Regions from separate parts of the Homo sapiens genome. Here region 1 is linked to region 2. A link is a contact called in ENCODE Hi-C or POLR2A ChIA-PET data. All regions are on one chromosome and are shown on one strand. The core of a region is the stretch at or near the end of the contact, and the rest is flanking DNA. Distances in the headings are between cores, read along the strand shown.

Region 1 (6,648 bases), core at 2,632-5,131, 46 kb after region 2:
TCACTTGAAACTGGCATGTTATCATTTCTGCCCACATTTTATGGGCCAAAGTATTTTACATAGTCAGGTCCTAAATCAATGGGGCAGGGAAGAGGAGAGTGAGACGGGAGAGGGAATATTTGTGAAATGATAATTCAATCTACTACAAAGACACTTAGAATATTTTATTCCTTCTACTGATAGAACTATGGATTCCTTGAAGAAAGAGCGCAGCTCCTTGTTTCTTGCCTGGTACATTATTGACACTCTGTACATATTTGTTGAATGAATGATTGGCTTTCCATGGCTCAGTTTAACTAAGTGCATAATATTCATGGAGAAGGTGCTTCCTTGTAGAAACAGAGATCATATGGAGATTGTAGATCACTGGAAGTTCCAATCCTAGTCAAGTCAAATAAATGCTGCTGTCCCCTGTGGTGGGGCTGTCAGGGCAGCCAGAGTCATCCTCGGGAAAACCTGTGGGTGAACAAATGTAAAGAGGCCATTTGGGTGGCTCCCCACCCACTGCCACACCCAGCACAGGCCAGGCAGTGGATGGAGAGTAAATAGGAGGTTTCATCTGGCGAGACTTCCACCACCTGGTAAAGTAGGATGGCTGTGCCCTTCAGAGGGAAGCTTGTTATATAAGTTTAACCTTAACAAAGTGGGTAGCTGAAGAGGGGATATTTCTATGCTAGGAACAAGCTCCTTTTAAGAGGAATTAAAACAGGATTCCTCCAACTAGTGTAGTGGTGAAGTCAAGAAAGTTGGACTGGGAGGCTGAGGCAGGAGAATCGCTTGAACCCAGGAAGCAGAAGTTGCAATGAGCCGAGATTGCGCCACTGAACTCCAGCCTGGGCAACAAGAGTGAAACTCCATCTCAAAAAAAAAAAAAAAAAAAAAAAAAGGAAGTTGTACTTTGGAATTGAGCAGGCCTGCCTTGGAGTCCCAGCTCTACCACTTGCTGTGCGACCTTGGGCAGGCCACTGCACCTGCACCTCTCTCAGACTCAGTTTCCTTGACTGTAAACTGGGAAGAATGAGAATATTTACTTCAAGGTCTCCTATAGGAATTCAGTGAGCTGATGCATACAAAATTCTCAATACACTGCCCAGTATGTGGAGAACATAGTAATCGGAAGCTATTATTACTATTTTCAACATCATTATCTTAAACATATTGACTGAATTTCAAATGTTATAAAAACTTCATGACACAATTCCCCAGGAAAACATCTGTTTTTCAAGGCAAGGACCTCCTTTAGCTCTTCTTAGGAAGAGTGAGAAGCAAAAATGTTACAAAGGGAAGCACAAAGGGAGAGTACAGAAGAAAGAAAAGGAAGGGGACTGATCTTGAGGCATCTGAAGAAAAGTTAATAAGAATTGACTGGAAAAGAACTCTTGAGTTTTGAGAGTTGGTGGAGGAGACAGAGAAAGTCCAGAGCTTATGTTAGGAATTGGGATTTAAGGGACCAGAACCAAGAGAGGGGCTCCTTTGTGGGATACAGAAAACCAGAGGATAAGCTCAAACATACTCACTGGGAATAAACAAGAGTTGAAAGCCTGGAAAGTTTAGAAGAAGCACCAATTTCATGGGTCCAGAGGTGGTGGTGGTAAAGGTAGCCATGTCCAAGGTGTAAACTCTAGAAGAAATTGGCTAGGAGTGAGACCATGTCAGGGAGGAAAAGGGGTCCTGGGTGGTACATGTGAGCATCTTGGGACATGCACAGCTTGCCTAACAGGCTGGGATGGGTCAGGTGTGTGAAGACAACAGCCTTGGGAAGAGCAGAGGCAGGGCAGATGGCATGAAGGTGACAACACTGCTTCAGCCATGCCAAGATTGAAGGGACTGTTGGGTGCTGGGGGCAAGCCTTTGATTACAAGGACATGAAGGTTCCCCTCCCTTTCAAAATGTTCCTTTTCTTAGGAACAACTGCCTTCCTATTTTCTTGGATTTCCACAAAAATAGGATATCATGGAATATTACTTTAAGCCCCCAGCAAAAAATAGACACTTTCACCCATTTGAAATGCATATAATAAAAGGCACTCTTTTTGCAAAAAGCTGTGCCTCTTCAGAACATTCTGGGTCACTAGTTTCACAGCTTCTGCACATTCTCACAGCACAGAGCATGTCTGCTTTGCTCATAGATGTGTGCTCCGTGTCTAGCTCAAGTGTCTGGCGCATAGGAGGCGCTTGATAAATATTTGTTAAATGAATAAATGGAAAATTCTGAAACATCTGAAATAACTCTTGTTAAAAGAGTTTCTAAGTCTTTTATATTAACAAATGTGAGAGCTCCAAAAGAACTAAACATTTGTGGATCTGAGAGAAGGATGGGAGGCAGATTAGGGGTAACTGCAGTTTGTCTGGAGGCAGAGGTGATGGGCTTGGACTGTGTGCAGCCCAGCCCTGTGGTGGCATTATCCTAGAGCTGGTCATATTATATGGTGTATCAGGATCCCAGTAAAGAACAGATGCCACTCTCATACTGAGTAGACGGAGGAGGGTTTAATAGACTATTCACATGAGATGGGCGAGTTGTAGGGGAGCCACTGGAGACTGTTCCTACCCTGTATTAGTCAGGTTCTCCAGACGGACAGAACCAATGGGATATATGAATATACGAAAGGGAGTTTATTAGGGAGCATTGGCTCACACGATTACAAGGTCAAGTCCCACGAAAGGCCACCTGAAAGCTGGGGAAACAGAAGCCGGTAGTGGCGCAGTCCAAGTCCAAAAGCCTCAACACCAGGGAAGCCAACAGTGCAGCCTTCAGTCTGCAGCTGAAGGCCCGAGAGCCCCCACCGTGAAGCAGCTGCTGCAACTCCCAGATTCCAAAGGCCAGAGAACCTGAAGCCTGATGTCCAAGAGCAGGAGGAGCAGAAGCAAGCTTTTATGTGGGAAGGAGAAAGAGAGCCAGAGACCTCAGCAAGCGAAGCTCCTCCAGCTTTTTCTGCATGCTTTATTCCAGCCATGCTGGCTGCCAATTGGATGGTGCCCACCCACATCGATTGTGGGTCTTCCTCTCCCAGTCCACCGACTCACGTGTCAATCTCTTCTGGCAACACCCTCAGAGGCACACCCAGAAACAAGACTTTACCAGCTATCTAGACATCCCTCAGTACAGCCCAGTTGACACCTAATATTAACCATCACACACCCCTGGGGCTGAAAGGGCAAGGAGAGTGTGCGGGTGGGAGACTTTGGAGGGATAGCTGTGTAAAGAGGTTGGGCCTTCAGTAGAAGGACTCAGCCATCCTGCAGCAACCCGGGGAGGAAGCTGAGTGAGGGACCCTGACCTCACACCAACATCCCTCCCACCTCCTACAGTGCTCCCTATAGGCTGAACCTAACTGGAAGGCAGGGGCTGTGGAGTCCATTGAGGCACCCTTCCTAGCCAGCCTCCTGGGGTACAGAGCAAGCTAGGGAAGGTGGAGAATGGATATGAAAAGGTACGTGGGAGGGGGGGCTCTTAAATGAGCCTGAGGAAAATCAAATGGGAGGTGGAGTCTTCAAGTTCCACAGTGTGCTCACTGCTTAAGGCACTGCAGGGGGTTCTGATGGTGGAGTCCAAATGTGTGGTCATGTGGGCTGAAATGAGAAAGCATGGAAGTGTCGTGAAACGCAGGGATGAAACTGACAAGGTGGGGCATGGGTGGGGCCAGGGAGGTCAGCTTGGGCGTTGCCCCTTTAATCTTTATTAATGACCTATAAGATACAAACACCTTGTTGAAATTGACCAAGGTCACCTAATGACAAGGTGTTACAAACTGGCAAAGAAGAATGAATGAAAGACTTGCTAGTGACAAATGCTCCTGGATTTAAAGGCAGGATCTGGCCAAAGGAGAGTTAGCAATCGAGGGCAGCGTGATTCAAAGCACACACATCCACTAGGAGGTAGAAAACAGGAAGGGCCAGATGTGAGCAACCTTAGCTAAGTTAGAGTGAAACAGTTCACAGGAAATGCCAACTTGCTGGGGACTTTTGGTGGAAGGAAAAATCCATGCTGGATGATTCATTTACAGCATATACATATTTGGCAACCATGAGTTCAACAACCAAAATTATTTAATTAACCAGAAACTTGCACAGTCCAAAATCCAAGACGAGCTGTGTGTGCTAGTGGAAGCCTCTTGCAAAACCTACATTAAAATATTATATGTTGACTGGGGGCAGTGGCTCACACCTGAAATCCCAGCACTTTTGGAAGCCGAGGTGGGTGGATCACCTGAAGTAAGGAGTTCGAGACCAGCCTCGCCAACATGGCAAAACCCCATCTCTACTAAAAATACGAAAATTAGCCGGGCGTGGTGGCGGGTGCCTGTAATCCCAGCTACTCGGGACGCTGAGGTAGGAGAATCACTTGAACCAGGGAGGTGGAGATTGCAGTGAGCAGAGATCATGCCACTGCACTCCAGCCTGGGTGAAAGAGCGAGACTGTCTCAAAAATAATAATAATAGTAAAATAATAAAAAATATTAAATGTTGCGGAATAAAAATAAAAGTTGTTTCAAATTTTTAACATACCCTTTGATGCAGAATTCTACTTCAAGGAATTTATGCTAAAGAAATAATGAGGACAATTCTTAGAGCTGTAGGAAATAGGATTTTCATTGTAGAGTTTGTTATAATGGCTTCAAATTAGAAATAACCTCTCTGCTCAATGGTAGGGGATTGTTAGAGATATTTTGCTAAATATAAAAATAAATGTTAGAGATGAATTTTAACATCATTGGAATATGTCCAATATGTGGTTTAAGGCAGAAGAAAGAGACTCTACAACACTATGATCCCATTTTGGTTACACACACACTTACATACAGAAAGACTGGCAAGATTGCTGTGAAATGATTAAAAGTGATCCACTGTGTAATGTAGCACTAAAAGTAATTTCAATTTTTTTCTCATCCAAATTCCCTACATTTCTACAGTGGAGGTGTATTACTTTATGGTATGAAAACAATTTTTTTTTAACCCACAGAGAGTACTTTCTTGTCTCTCCTGCAGAATGTTAGCTCTCTAGTGTTTATATCCGAATCAGTGAGGTGAGATAGAGACAGATGTGAAGAGGTGCTTAGCGGGGGTTGGATTGAAGGAGCACAACAGAGGTCATGGTGCATTCTGTGGCAACATAGAAGAGTGTGTCTGAAGACCAGTGGAAGGTAGTGAATTTCTGAACCTCAAGGAGAAAGGTCATCTGCTTTATACACTATTTATTATTAGGTTGGTGCAAAAGTAATCACGGTTTTTGCCATTACTTTTAATGGAAAAAACCACGATTACTTTTGCACCAACATAATACTTTAGCTTTGAATAAAAATGAAACAGGCCGGGCGCAGTGGCTCACGCCTGTAATCCCAGCACTTTGGGAGGCCGAGGTGGGCGGATCACCTGAGGTCAGGAGTTTGAGACCAGCCTGGCCAACATGGTGAAACCCCATCTCTAGTAAAAATACAAAAATTAGCCAGGCATGGTGGTGCATGCCTGTAGTCCCACCTACTCGGGAGGCTGAGGCAGGAGAATCACTTGAACCCGGGAGGCGGAGGTTGCAGTGAGCTGAGATCGTGCCACTGCACTCCAGCCTGGGCAACAAGAGTGAAACTCCATCTCAAAAAAAAAAAACAAAAAATGATACCACAGTCGATTTGGGGGGAATGGGGTTGGGGTGTACCTAATAGTAGATTGTTAGGACTGAAAAGGATCATCAAAATCATTAGTCCAACATGCCAGAGGGCCCTCTAATAACAGGTATGAAGCAATCACTTGGTAAACATCTAAATTTCTAATAAAAGAGGATTTTTAAAAAGTAACTTTTAGAAGACTCAACAGAGGAAATCCTGGACATTGTTACTGCATTACCTCCAAAATGAGGTTATAGAGGAACCTCAGCCTTTGCAGGAGGCTCTTTTGCAGGTGGCTTCTCAGGTTTGCAGAATACAATTTGTAAACAACTGAGATCTTCTGAGTTCTAAAATGGTTTGATTTCATGGATCTAGGATTCCTTATTCCCCTAGTAATCCTAATTTAACAGAAATTATAGGAATGGGATATAATTTGCATTCCAAGATTTCAGGAAGAAATGTTTTGTTCCCTCTATTTATAGACATTTATTTAGCATCTATTCTATGCCAGGCATTGTGCTTGGTGGTGAAGAGAACAAGATGAAGAAGACAGTCTTCACATTCAAGTGGAGGAAACAGACTCGAAACAGATCATCATAATAGAATGAGACAAGTTTCATAATAAAGGCTCATACAAAGTAATAAGTAACACAGAGGAACAGAAGAACCTTGAGGGTAAAGTATGACTTAAGAAGAAGGATATTTAAACAGAGCCTTGAAGGACAGGCGAACTTTTAGTGGTCAAGGAAAAGAATACGTGTGTGTGAGTGAGTGAGTGTGCACACGTGTGTGAAGGACAATGAACTTCTTGCCAGGACTGAGCAAGGCATGACAATTTTTTGCATATCTTCTTTGGTAAAGTGTCAAGTCTTTTGCTGACTTTTTATTGGTTTGTTTACTTTATTATAATTTAGAATTCTTTTGATATTCAAAGGATTAAAAGGATATACGAAGGATTCAAGTCCTTTGTCAGACACATGTATTACAAAAATTTTCTTCCCAACTTTGGTCTGCCTTTTCATTAATGATGAAAGGAGCAAAGTTTT
Region 2 (6,603 bases), core at 381-2,880:
GTCACTTGAACATTCAGAGACAAAGCTCTGGTCTCTGGTCACCACCCCTCTTTTTTTTTGAGCCAGAGTCTTGCTCTGACACCCAGGCTGGAGTGCAGTGGCAAGATACTGCTCACTGCAGCCTCGACCTCCTGGGCTCAAGCAATCCTCCTACCTCAGCCTTCTGAGTCACTGGAACTACAGGCGTGAGTCACTGAGCCTGGCTCTCCAACCCCTTTTAGAGGCTTTTTAGTTCTCAGGCTGCAGTGTAAACTGACTTTCTCTGACCCCAGGGATGAGTCAGGCAAATGTGAAGCCAAGGGGTCAACATGGAGCTGCTTCTTCCGTGGAGTATCAATTTTATTTGACAATGTACATTTGGAAAGTCAAGTAAACTTACTGACTAGAAATGCACAACCTTATTTTAATATCATAATACATGAGAATATTGTAAACCATGATGCATAACTTGCATAATTAAAAATGAAAATCAATTATTTTTATTTTTACTTTTAGATACAGGTTCTTGTTCCATCACCCAGGCTGAAGTGCAGTGGTGGAATCCATAGCTCACTGCAGCTGCAAACTCGTGGCCTCAAGCAATCCTCTTGCCTTGGGCTCCCAAAGTGCTGGGATTATAATCATGAGCCAACACACCTGGCCAGTCTAAGACATTTTATGCTTGCACTGGATGTTTCAGAACAGGCATCCCCATTCCCCATTTATCTTGTATTAAGAGTTGTTTGTTAAAAAAGCTTGAGACCCACTGGAACTAGTAGGTTCAACCTATTTCTCTGTGATCTAAATGAATTCGCATAGGATTTTTCTCTGCTGGGGATGTTCTTCCCTCACTTGGTTACCTGATGAACTCCCATTTGCCCCTCAAAGCCCGCCTTAGATTTCTAGCATACCTTTCTTCTCCTGTCAGTGAGAGGTTATCACCACCTACTCTGTACTGTGCTTAGTACATATCTGCGTTTATGCTTATTCCGCATTGGTGTAATTTATTTGTTTATGTGTCTATTTCATCTATAAGACTAGATACTCTTTGAGGGCAGGAATTACATTTCATACATTGTTCTTCCTCATCTTAGCACCAGGCCTGGCATAGAGCAGATCTCAACAAGAGTTAGTTGATTAAAAGCCATGTTTTTCTTTACTTCTTAAAGAATAACTGAAAAATCCCAAACGCTCCAAATTGCTGCTAGTTGAAATTCAAAAGGAGATCGTTTTGGTGCTTTTTTCTGAGTCAGCTGTGTGACTCTGAGTATGCCCAGAAAACACAGGAGTTGCCCTGGCAGGGGGGTTGGTTATAGAGGGGTTGTCACTAGATCCTGGCCCCTTGGGGAAAGGGAGAGAGGAGGACATTGAAGAAGGGACAGTCCAGCAGCTGGCCCAGCTGTGGGGCCTGTGGTCTCCCCTCCTCTGCCCCCTCCCGTGCTCTTTGGATAGCCTTGTACTTACAGCCACTTGGACAAGCCTTAGCATTGTTTGCCTCTAGTGTAGGGTCAGAGGCCTTGTAGGAATGGCATGATTCTGCTTCCTTAAATAGTGACTTGGGAATGAAATGAGTAACCATGTCTTTAATTAGCCATACCCCAGAGGCCCGTAGGGGGTTGGTAAATGGTGGGCTTCCAGCCAAGATCAGCACTATGTGGCTGGTATTCGGTCCAGGGAGGCTTAGGGGGATGTTTTATTGGCCTCTCTCCCTCCAGTTGTCCTGTCAGCCCCTGATCCATGCTGTCGCCCTTTCAGCACGATGGGCTTCTCAAGACTGACAGAGGAAAGAAGGGAGGAGAGAGGCTAACCCAGTCTGCACATCTGTTAGGTTGGTGCAAACGTTAATTGTGGTTTTTGCCATTACTCGATTTTGCATTTACTTTTACATCAACCTTATATAATATCATGGGCCAGCCTCTGTGCCCAACACTGAGAAGGGCAAAATCAAAGGACTTTAGAGAAGGACTAAAATGTAACCCAACAAAAACATATAGTCCCAGAGCAGTCAAAGAAAGAGGGAGTGAAAGATATTTCAGAAAAACTTAAGTTCTTTGCTCTTTCTCCTTCTCCTTCTTCTTCTTCTTTTTTTGACAGAGTATTGCTCTGTCACCAGGCTGCTGGAGTGCAGTGGCGCAATCTCGGCTCACTGCAACCTCCGCCTCCTGGGTTCACGCCATTCTCCTGCCTCAGCCTCCCGAGCAGCTGGGACTACAGGTGCGCACCACTATGCCCCGCTTATTTTTTTGTGTATTTTAGTAGAGACAGGGTTTCACCATGTTGGCCAGAATGGTCTCGATCTCCTGACCTCATGATCCGCCCACCTTGGGCTCCTGAAGTGCTGGGATTACAGGCGTGAGCCACTGTGCCCAACCTTGTATTTTCAAACTCTGTAAATGGAATCTACACAGGCTACCCTTAATTCAGCCTCCTTCCATTTTCTATCCACTTCCTCACACCCTGAGTCTGCCCTGGCACTCTTTCCTCAAAACGCTGCAGAAAACTGCCCTGGCCTGTGCACTTTTCCCTTTACCCTTGTAGAGAGAAAAGAAATCTTTCTAGCCCGAGTCCACATGCCTTTCATCTCTACTAAATATCCTCCTTTCCTTCTGCCTCTTCATTTTTCTCTCCCTAACTTTTGATGCTATATTACAGAAAAGAATAATTCTGCAAGGGAAATCTTTATCCCCAGGGAGAGTGGCAAAAACCAATGGGAAAAGGCCTCTTTCGATGGTGAGGAGAGAGGAGACAGGCTAGGGATACTCACAAGTTAAGAACGTTGGTCCTGTCTCTTAGACTCACACAGTACTGAAGTGTGGATGTCCTCGAGCAAAAGCACAGAGGAGATCTGCGGAGTCTACCCAAGATGCTGAGGATTGCTTCCCAGAGACGAAATGCCTGAGTGGAGATTTGAAAGAAGGCTAGGAGTTCACCAAGAGACCCAGGAGAAAGGGATATCCATTTAGAGAGAATGACATGGGTAAAGTCATTTGGATAAGACAAGAGTCAGGTCCCTCATCCACTTTGTAGCTCCTGACCTCCAGACTTTCCAGAACTGTGACTGCATATGAGATTCAGGATACCTTCCTTTCAGCTGTTGATATTGAACTCCTAGGGTCCAAATGGGAACTTGATGGAGGAGATGCTAACGGGTCCATAGGGCAGGCAGGAGAGATGCTCCTGTCTTTTCCTGGGAAGGGAATGCAAATACAGCCACTATCCTGTGCCTGGGATATAAGTCTATTCCCTCCTGAGAAAGGAGAAAACACTTTGGGCAGGTCCGGGCAGGGCAGGGCAGGGCAGGGTAAGACTGGCTTTGCCCAGACCAACTTTGGTGCTCTCAGAAAGCAGGTAGAAAGCCTGACTATAAACAAGCTCTCTCAGCTTCCTCTTTATTGGATCCACCAGTCCTCAAGAGGTTTATTCTTAAGTTACTGTTCAGTCTGGGCTCAACCTGTCCTTATTTCTTCACTCCCACTACCTCTAACTTCGAACACTTACTTGTGCATCTGAGATTTTAAATAATATGGTATTCTGGAATGTTTGAAGCTCCGGTGTATAGGAATGGTGTTGCATGTGTTAACAGAGCGGCAGGAATTCTACAAAGCTCTCTCTGGAGCTTTGTGTGTGTTTTTCCCATACCAGCAGCATCAGAATTACCTGGGAGCTTGTTAGAAATGCATGTTTTGGGGGCCCCATCTCAGACCTATGGAACCCGTGGGGTGGGACCCAGCAATCTGTGTTTTAACAAGCCTCTAACATGCTCACATTTTGGACATGCTCAATTGAGCTAGAAGGCTATGTCATGCCGGGGAATTAGCCTGTGATGAGTAGGACTGAGTCCCCGGGTTTGCAGGTTCCAAGGCACAGAAAACACTGTTTATTTAAGGGACTTCTTCTCTGAATGGGCATAAAAGCATTCTTTGCCCTTTTCCATGAACACTATCAGCTTCAGAAAATGCCACATGTGTTGCATCAGAGGGAGACTTCTGACTTCTCAGCAGGTAAATGTACCTTGACTCCAAGGATGGGGAAAAGAGGGGGCTTCAGAAAATGCAAATAAGGCTGCCAGTGGCTGCAGGTGACCTCCACTGGAAGTGTTTCAGCTCTGAGTATGCCAAGTGCATTGCTCCCCTCAGTGCTTACTCTAGGACAGTTTCTGCCTGGCCCCTCCTTCAACTTCTCAGAAGCTGCTACACCGAATTCTTCTCCAGCCTGGAGCAGTGCAAGAGGAAATGGACTGTAACAGAAGTAGGAGAAATTCAAATTTACTATAAGGGACTTTCTGAGGGCAAAGCCTGGAACAGAGCAGGTTGCACAATCTTTTCTGTACATCTCTCTCAGGGGCTACAGGGCTTAGTGGTTAAGGCTAGTGCCTGAATTGAGTTCAGTCCTGGCCTTTCCATGATTTAGCTGTGATCTTGAGAAAATTGCTTAACCTCTCAGTGCCTTCATGGTCTTTAATTTTTAATTTTTTTAGAGATAGGAGTCTGGCCATGTGGCTCAGCCTGGTCTCGAACTCCTGGTCTCAAGCAATTCTCCCACCTCAGCATCCTGCCTCAGCCTCCCAAGTAGCTGGGATTATAGACACAAGCCATGGCGCCCTGCAGCAGTGCCTCCATGTTCTTGATCATAAATTGGGAATTATAATAGCAAGACACTCACAGGCATTTGTGAAGATTACATTAGATAATGCATCCCAAGTAAGCACTAACCCAGCACCTGGCCTGTAAGTGTTCACTAAATATCAGCTATTAAACACCATCTGTACCTAACTTAGTACAGGCATTCAATTTAATACATGCTTGCTGAGTAAATGATGGATTCACAGTCCCTGTCTGAAGCTGCTAGAAGACCATCAAAAATATACTCCCCTTCCATTCTGAACAATTAAATTACCAGGGAGTGGTCCTGATTCCCAAGGCTTAATGGAACTCTAGCAGGTATTTTTCACAGTGGTTTCCTATTTCTGGAATGTCTTCTCCGTTCTGGTCTGTTGTCATCCAGTAGGCTGTTAGTGGGGAATCAGAGTGACTTAAATTGCTCTCATGGACAGAGGGAGGAAACAATTAAAAAGAAATGGGAAGTGAAGTTTCTTGGGTAGAAGGACAAGGGTTGCCACCAGGTAGCATTTCCTGACATGACTCGGCTTGGAACAGTCTCTTAGCAAATTAGAAAAGTGGTCTCTGAGAGAAATCCATCTGCCCCTCCATGCATTGCTGGCAGTGAGCTCCTGAGAGAGAATGTCAAAGGTCATTGTTGGGGTCTAACTTCATCAGAGCTGATATCTGGTAGGGGCTTATTTCTTTGGTTGAGCTGTTTAGAGGAAGAGAGATTGGTTTTTTTTCACTTATACCTGTACTTATAGAAAGCACCCTTGACATCAACACATCAGACCTGGGACCATCTAATTATCTGGAGATCTCTGTTTTTCATTTACCGTTATACCCATATAATCTAGGTGGTTTCTGCCCCACTGTTGATCCCAGGCATTTTGCAGTGAGACTGTTAAAGAATTCCAAAGCAGGTGTGAAAGTGCAGAGCAGGAAGATTTGGAGAGAGCTTTGAGATTTACTCTCCTCCAAAATCCTCCAGCCATGCAAGGCACAGGACTGGAAGAGCAGCAGGAGCAGAAATCCGGAATCTGTGCTTCTGATTTTGCCCAAGTGGCCAGATTTCCCCTGTGGAGGAATCACCCAGTTCCTGCAATAGCCCTTCCCCCACCTCACCTCTCTCTGCAGGGACCTCCAGGTCACCCCTATGCCTGGATAAAACTTGATGGCTGCCATTAGAACTTCTGCTAATGAGGTGAACTTTTCAGAAAACTCAATATTTAAAAACAGGGACTCACAAAACAGATCAACTGGGGAAGTGGGTGATTATTTGTCTTTGCTATATATAGGAAAGAGTCAGTTTATAACATAATTATTTTTATGTGCTATTTTTTCCGCAGAGCTCAGAGAACCATCCAATCTAATTATGCCTATATGCATTGATTTTTATAGCATCTCCTCTCTCCTTCCTGGGGTCAGACATGAGCTCTTCAGACTCTACTTCTTTTGTGACTTTCTCCAATGCCTGGCACTGAGCTTGGTACTCAGCAAGGCCCAACAAAGGTACAATTGACTGCTAGTTGTACTCCCTAGTGGGAGGTGTGTGGGTGTCTTGGAGCTGCAGCCTTTACCAGGTCTTCCCAGGAATATGCTGCTTAAACAAACGATTCTTCTTCCTCTCAAGGTGGCAGGGAATCAAAGAGCAAGGCAGGTGTGTCCACCCCACCTGGTCTTCTTATCTTTGGACTGAAATAATCTGTGCAAAATTGGAAACAGCCTGCATGTGTTCGGTGTATGTCTGCACGTGTGAGCCTGTTCCTCTGTGACTTGAAAACAGGCAAAGTATGAAGCATGAAGAAGAATATCTGGGTCATAAGGAGGAGAGAGCTCTAAGCATTCCTCCTGTCTGGATTTCCACCTCTTAGGTTAAGTCTGATTTATTTGGCTTTAATGGAGTCTTACCTCTGTATCTAACGAGAGTTATTTACAAAGGAAGCTTGTGTCTTGGTATTGTAAGGGTTCAGCTGTAAGCCATGATCTGCTCAGCCAGGGTCTGGGCTCTCTAGACTTGGCG

Evidence for each region. A loop is a pair of places that touch in the nucleus more often than their neighbours do. ChIA-PET counts read pairs that join two places held with the same protein, here RNA polymerase II (POLR2A). Pooled maps may share reads with other maps.
Region 1: a map of Calu3 shows a loop between it and region 2 (2.9-fold over the local background). The contact joins two enhancer-like sites. A Hi-C loop is called at or near these places in 5 of 168 maps with a recorded cell type or tissue (Calu3, MCF 10A, PC-9 and 2 more), 1 of 37 single-sample maps with no recorded cell type and 4 of 50 pooled maps. POLR2A ChIA-PET finds 5 or more read pairs at or near these places in 2 of 52 experiments (AG04449 and PC-9).

Annotation. Positions count from the first base shown.
Region 1 is chr4:38,233,415-38,240,062 of GRCh38, forward strand. LOC105374408 (a long non-coding RNA gene) reads right to left here. Exons shown (of 2, transcript XR_925214.3): 2 at 144-456. Among named protein-coding and RNA genes, the nearest start is that of LINC02513, 130 kb to the right of the region's middle. Within about 2 kb of position 3,882, at least 5 of the 41 ENCODE cell types and tissues checked have a DNase peak (open chromatin) inside an H3K27ac peak, as active enhancers do.
Region 2 is chr4:38,189,446-38,196,048 of GRCh38, forward strand. No RefSeq gene overlaps it. Among named protein-coding and RNA genes, the nearest start is that of LINC02513, 170 kb to the right of the region's middle. RefSeq lists an enhancer at 112-281. Within about 2 kb of position 1,631, at least 9 of the 41 ENCODE cell types and tissues checked have a DNase peak (open chromatin) inside an H3K27ac peak, as active enhancers do.